Linked DNA regions of Mus musculus: region 2 is linked to region 1. A link is a contact called in ENCODE Hi-C data. All regions are on one chromosome and are shown on one strand. The core of a region is the stretch at or near the end of the contact, and the rest is flanking DNA. Distances in the headings are between cores, read along the strand shown.

Region 1 (3,153 bases), core at 200-2,699:
GGCTTCTGATGTGTGCAGAGCTCTATACAAAACTTAAAGTATGCAAACTGGGGCACACGTATATATCGCCTACCATCAGTGTCTTCTCAGACACCCCCTAAGACCGAGTCCAGCACAACACTGGCTGGCGCTGACGTAAGAACTTACGTCTTAGGTTTTGCAAATGATGCATCCCGGCTTCAAACTAGAGCGGGAGAAAAGTTCTGAGTAAAATTTTATTTCCTCCCTCACAAAACAAAACCTCTTGGACACTTGAAGATATATTTTCACATGGGGACCGCATCCACCCGAACCACCCAGCTCAAAATCACTTCTCAGACATTTCAAAATCACTTCTCAGACATAATTAATGAGAGAGAGAGAGAGAGAGAAAGGGGGGGGAGGGAGGGAGGGAGGGAGGGGGAGGAGGGAGGGAGGGAGGGGGAGAGAGAGAGAGAAGAGAGCCCACTGTGATCTGGGTTCAGTTTCATCCCTCCTGGCTTCCAGTGGCACACGCATGCGCAGAACTCTTGAGCGGAGGAGAGGCACTCACCCGAGATTACCCCTATGGAGATGTACATGTGGTAGACCCTTTGGGAGAAGGAGGCGGTGATCATTCCCAAGCTGATGAGCAACCCGCCTGCCATCACCACCAGCCGATGTCCGAAGCGGTTGCTCAGGACTGTGGAGAGGGGAGCTGTGAGGGAAAGGGACAGAGAAAGACCTTTGACCTTGGGTTTCTGTGCTAGTTTTCACTGCGGTTCCTTCCCACACACTGTGAACTTCATGTACATCTCAGGGTGATATAAGAACCTGGGCTGTTTCCCACAATGGCTATTGGTCGGGCCAGAGGTTATTTTAGTGTTTGTTCAGATTCAAAGAGCCAGTCCTGGAGACTCAAGAGTGCAACCCCAGCTACTTAAGAAGCTGAGGCCGGAGGATTGCAAGTTCAAGGCCATCTTGGGCAAAAACTTAAAAAGAAGGCTGGGGTCGAAGCTCATGGGAAGAGCAGTTGCTACACTAGCCAGACCCTGGTCTCAATCTCCCAGTGCTTTAATGACAAAACAGCAAGTGGAAAGCCAGGGCCTGGGGTAGAACTTAGGTTGGAGCTTGCCCAGCATGAGCGAGACCTTAGATTCCAGCATCTGTGAGGAAGGGTAAATGAAATACATTTTTAGGTGAGCCATCTTTGCTCAATACAGAGTTGCATGTGCATTTATTTTGCTCTCCAGCCTTCGCTGGCTTTCCTTAAGATCATTCTCCTCCTAATAACTGTTTTTATTTTCTATCTCCACTGCTTTAGATTCTTCTAAAAGAATCCTATCTTTAGTCAAAGTCTACCTAGTTTCATTGGACTGTCCAGAAAATAACATGGGGTGAAAATAAGACACATTCCCGGGCATGTTCACTTAAAAGACAATAGCCACGGGACAGCTGATTGGGGCAGTGAGGAATCTTAGGCTGTTTGGCTTCTAAACACTCTGTCCCCAGGGACACTGAAATCTAGCAAATTCTTTCCCACTTACATTCGACTCAACACTGGCTGGAGTACACTAAGATAAGAGAACCACTCAGAGCTGGGTCAAAGAGGAACACACTAGACAGAAGGGGAGGGCAGGAGAGGGGAAGGGAGGGGAGGCAAGGCAAGGCATTATGTTGAATCAATAGACACGTTACTGTTAGTTTCCACAATGTAAACTTATACTTTTTTTTAACTTCTAAAATTGCATGTATGGCCGAATGGTGATAGCACATTCCTTTTGTCCCAGCACTCAGGAGGCAGAGGCAGAGGCAGAGGCAGAGGCAGAGGCAGAGGCAGAGGCAGAGGCAGAGGCAGAGGCAGAGGCAGATGGATCTGTGAGTTCAAGGACCACCTGGTTATACAGACTTGAGTTTCAGGACATCCAGTGCTACCTACACAGTGAAACCCTGTCCCCAAAAAACAAAGAAAGCCGGGCGTGGTGGCACACGCCTTTAATTCCAGTACTCGGGAGGCAGAGGCAGGCAGATTTCTGAGTTCGAGGCCAGCCTGGTCTACAAAGTGAGTTCCAGGACAGCCAGGGCTATATAGAGAAACCCTGTCTCGAAAAACCAACCAACCAACCAACCAACCAACCAACCAACCAACCAACCAACCAACCAACCAAAAACCAGAAAAACTAAATATGTACATATGTATGCATGTATGTGTATATAGTGTGTGCATATGCATATGTGTAATGTATATATGTATGTATGCATGTCTGTGTGTGTATGTATGCATGTGTCTGTCTGTGCATGTGTATATACATATGCATATGTGTATATGTATATATGTATGTTGTTTACATATGCATATGTATATATATACACATATTCATGCGTATATGTATATATGTGTTATGCATGTGTCTGTGTATGTATATTTATGTGGCAAGCTCAGCATCCTAGCCTGTCAGGAAAGCCTTGGTGTTGCCCCTCACAGACAGATGAACATGAGATGGTACTTCACATGTTCAAATCAGACCCAAGTGAGAGTGAATGTGTGAACTCGTGAAAATCGGCAGTAGCTTCCCACCCCCATCTTATCTCATGCACTGGATCTTCGAGTACTGTACCACAGTGAGTCAGTAAAGTGTTTTGGGGAACTGGGTGATGGGATTCAGTGTCCCCTCAGGATAATATTTATAATTTTACAAGTGGGATTATAGCTTTGTGGTACATGCATGTTATATGTCTTCATGCCCATCATGCATGAAACTTGAGGTTTAGTTTCTGGTACCACAAAAACAAGGAAAAATACATGAATTATAATCTTATGGGGAATGTTTCTGGGACTCCCTGCCCCATAAGGAGACCCAAATCCACGGGTGCTCAGGTTCCTTACGCCCACACAGTATTTGCATATAACCTCTACACATCCTCCACATACTTACATCATCTCCACACCATTTACAATCCCTAACTGAAGGCCATAGCACGCAAACACTTGTTACACTATGCTTAGGGTAGAATAATGAGCGTCACAAGGAAGATGTCTGGCTGTGTTAACCGTGGTAGACCCAGCAATGGTCAACAGCCCTGGGACATTTTCAGCCTGACTGGTTGAATCTGTAAGTGAAGAACCCTGAGATACAGGGCTGACTGTCCATCCTTACACACCCCATCTTGCCTGTGTCTGCACTGAACCTTTTC
Region 2 (2,888 bases), core at 387-2,886, 400 kb after region 1:
AGAGCTCCAGAGCTGGCCCCCAGAACATATATATGCATGTATATATGTGTGCATATGAGCATATGCATATGCATGTGTGTGTGCATGAATATATATGCCTTTGTGTGTGTATGTGTGTGCCCTTGCACGCCGGTGTTTGACATCAAATGTGTTCCTTTTAACCTTTAATCTTCCCTACCTTTAGAAAACACAATACTTTTATTTCTTTTGTGAGAATCCATCCATGCATACAATGTATTTTGATCACCCTTCACTCCTTCCCCTAACTCTTCCCAAGTTCTTGTTTTTAGCCACTGGTTGCAGTTTGAGCTGCCCACATACTCATGGGTATGGGCAATCCACTGGAACTTAGGCAACCTCTCAGAGGCCACACCCTTAAAGAAAAATGGAGTCTGTCACTCCCAGAAGCCATCTATTGCCCATGCTCCTTAGTAAGTGGTAGGCTTGTGAGTCCCTCCATGCTGCAATGCTGACTGTCGTGGTCCTGTGCAGGTCTTGTACAGGCAACCACAGCTGCTGTGAGTTCACCAGTGCAGTGGTCCTACCGTGTCCGGAACACACATTTGCTCCGGTCCTCCCTGACCTCTGGCTTTGATTCTTCCAAAATATTCCTTTATGACTGATGTAGCAAGATGCCTATGAGTCCACCTTAGTATTTGAAAAAGGGTCTCTAACTGAGCCTGAAAGTCACTGTTCCAACCAAACTGGCTGGTTAGTAAGATCCAGGGATCTTCTCATCTGTACCCCCCCGCACCCCCCCCCCCCGAGAATCATGGGCCATGCCAATTCAATGCCCAGCTTACATGGGTGCTGGAGAATCCGAACTCAGGTGCGCATGAGGAACACCAAGTGCTTCACCCACTAAGCCACGCCTTCAGCCCCAGAAGCCATGGCTTCTAACTCTGGCATTGACCTTACTCCTGTATCTGGTTCTGTTTGTTTCCTCATTAAAAGCAGAAATGTAAAAACCTGAAGGCATTTTAAACCGTTCATACTGAGATCACGTGACTTAGAGAAACCCATGAATTAAGACGTTTTGAGACCTGTGGCTAAGTTCGGGGCTTAAATGACAGGGTAGAGTTCTGACGGCCAGCAGATAAACCAAACGGTTGCACAGAGGCACAGACAGATCCTGTCCCCCAAAGGATTGTGGGCAGCAGACATCCTGGGCGCAGCCTGAGTCATATCCGGTGTGCAAAAACATGCAAGTAAGCAGGCTACAGATCTTGGGTTTGGGCGACCTCAGTCTTTAGAGCAACCTCGATGATCGAGAAAGAAAGAAAACACAGCAAGGCACAGCTGTCTTTTACTGTAGGGAGAATTAGAGAAATGGGATAGTCAAACTTCGACAATGACACCCCCCCCCCCCACGCCCTTTCCTGCTGGCCCAGGGGTTTCCCATTTCCCTGGAGGAATTTGTGGGACTACTTTTAGCTTCTGCAAGGGAGGCGGCGTCTGAACAGGGACTTTTCTAGACCACAAAGACTGTAAACTTGCCTTTACTGGCCCTCAGCAATCTTCTTGGCTTAAATTGTATGCCTCTGCAGCTGCTTATTCATTGCTAGCTTTGAAAACCCCTGCAAACACGGCTCTGGATCCGATCTTTTCTCCAGAGAACCTGGCTCGCTGGGATAGAGCAGGAGCGCCACCGTGTGGCTGTGTGATTACTGCCGATTCTTTTTGGATGAGATAGGATGATGGGACTGGCTCATTTTTGTTACAAGGAAAGCAGGGCATCAGGGCCTAAGTGGGTCTGTGGCATCCCAAGATGATTTTAGTAGGATGTTGGTACATCACTTAGGGATCTCCAGAGAAGCAACTCATGCATATGTGGGTAGTAGCAAGCATGAAACTAGTGGGATGGGCTGGCCGACTGCAATAAGCAAAACTAGGGTTACAGCTCTTATCTATGTATCCTATCCTGTCTGTCCATCTGTCTGTCCTATTTATTGTGGATTTTTACATTTATCTTTATTTTTACATATTCACAGGTGTGTGTGTGTGTGTGTGTGTGTGTGTGTGTGTGTGTGTACAGGTGCCCACGAAGGCCCAGAGCTGGAGTTGCAGGTGGTTTTAAGTCAGCCGACATGGATGCTGGAAATCAAATTCAGGCACACAAGAGAGCAGCATGCTCTCACAACCACTGAGACATCTCTTCAGTCCCTAGGGTTACCGTTTTGAAGCAATACCACTTTGTAAAGAGCACTTCATGTCAAGTGGGTTTTCCCAGCATCAGTTATGAAGCCACTGGAGAACAAGTCACTGGAGTTTTATAGCAGGAGGGATAAGATGTACTAATGATGTAACAGACATTGATATGTCTTTCTTTTTTATTTTTTGCACAAACCCATTAGACTTGAATGAAGGGCTCAGCTCATCAGAGACTTTCCCATGGAACTCACATGTGCATCTTCTTTGGTTTGAAACAGGTGGTCCTATATGCATTACTTCCTTTGCTCTTTGCTGTGGCTAAATACTTGGAGAAACAAAAGCTCCTTTCTTTTATTTTAGGTCACTGTTTCAGAGGGTTCATCCTGGCTTTTAGCCTCACATGCTTGGGTAGAATATTATCCTGGGGGGGGGGGGCTCAGTGGAGGCTGTTCTTTGATTCTTAGCAGACAGGAAACACAGCTAAGGGGATTTTTTTTTTGGGGGGGGGGACTGGCATATGTAATTGTGGCATAAGCCATGAAGCTTGGCAACCAAGTAAGGTTTTTTTTTTTTTTTGAGGATGGCCCACCACTTTGCATGGCTGTGACAGGTGAGCTCTGACAGGCATGGACCCCAGAGACGTCATCCCAGGATTGCTTCTCACCGATGTTATGACTTTCCCATCACTATTACATAGCCCAATGATTCCTGGGCACCAGCCCACCCAATTGGGCAAA

Evidence for each region. Hi-C counts contacts between places; a loop is a spot of excess contacts on that map.
Region 2: a map of T-helper 2 cell shows a loop between it and region 1 (4-fold over the local background). The contact joins two enhancer-like sites. A Hi-C loop is called at or near these places in 2 of 37 maps with a recorded cell type or tissue (T-helper 2 cell and regulatory T cell).

What each region holds. Positions count from the first base shown.
Region 1 is chr11:109,459,267-109,462,419 of GRCm38, forward strand. It overlaps Slc16a6 (solute carrier family 16 (monocarboxylic acid transporters), member 6), which reads right to left. Exons shown (of 6, transcript NM_001029842.2): 3 at 533-676. Among named protein-coding and RNA genes, the nearest start is that of Arsg, 13 kb to the right of the region's middle. Within about 2 kb of position 1,450, at least 1 of the 3 ENCODE cell types and tissues checked has a DNase peak (open chromatin) inside an H3K27ac peak, as active enhancers do.
Region 2 is chr11:109,859,169-109,862,056 of GRCm38, forward strand. No RefSeq gene overlaps it. Among named protein-coding and RNA genes, the nearest start is that of 1700023C21Rik, 15 kb to the left of the region's middle. Within about 2 kb of position 1,637, at least 2 of the 3 ENCODE cell types and tissues checked have a DNase peak (open chromatin) inside an H3K27ac peak, as active enhancers do.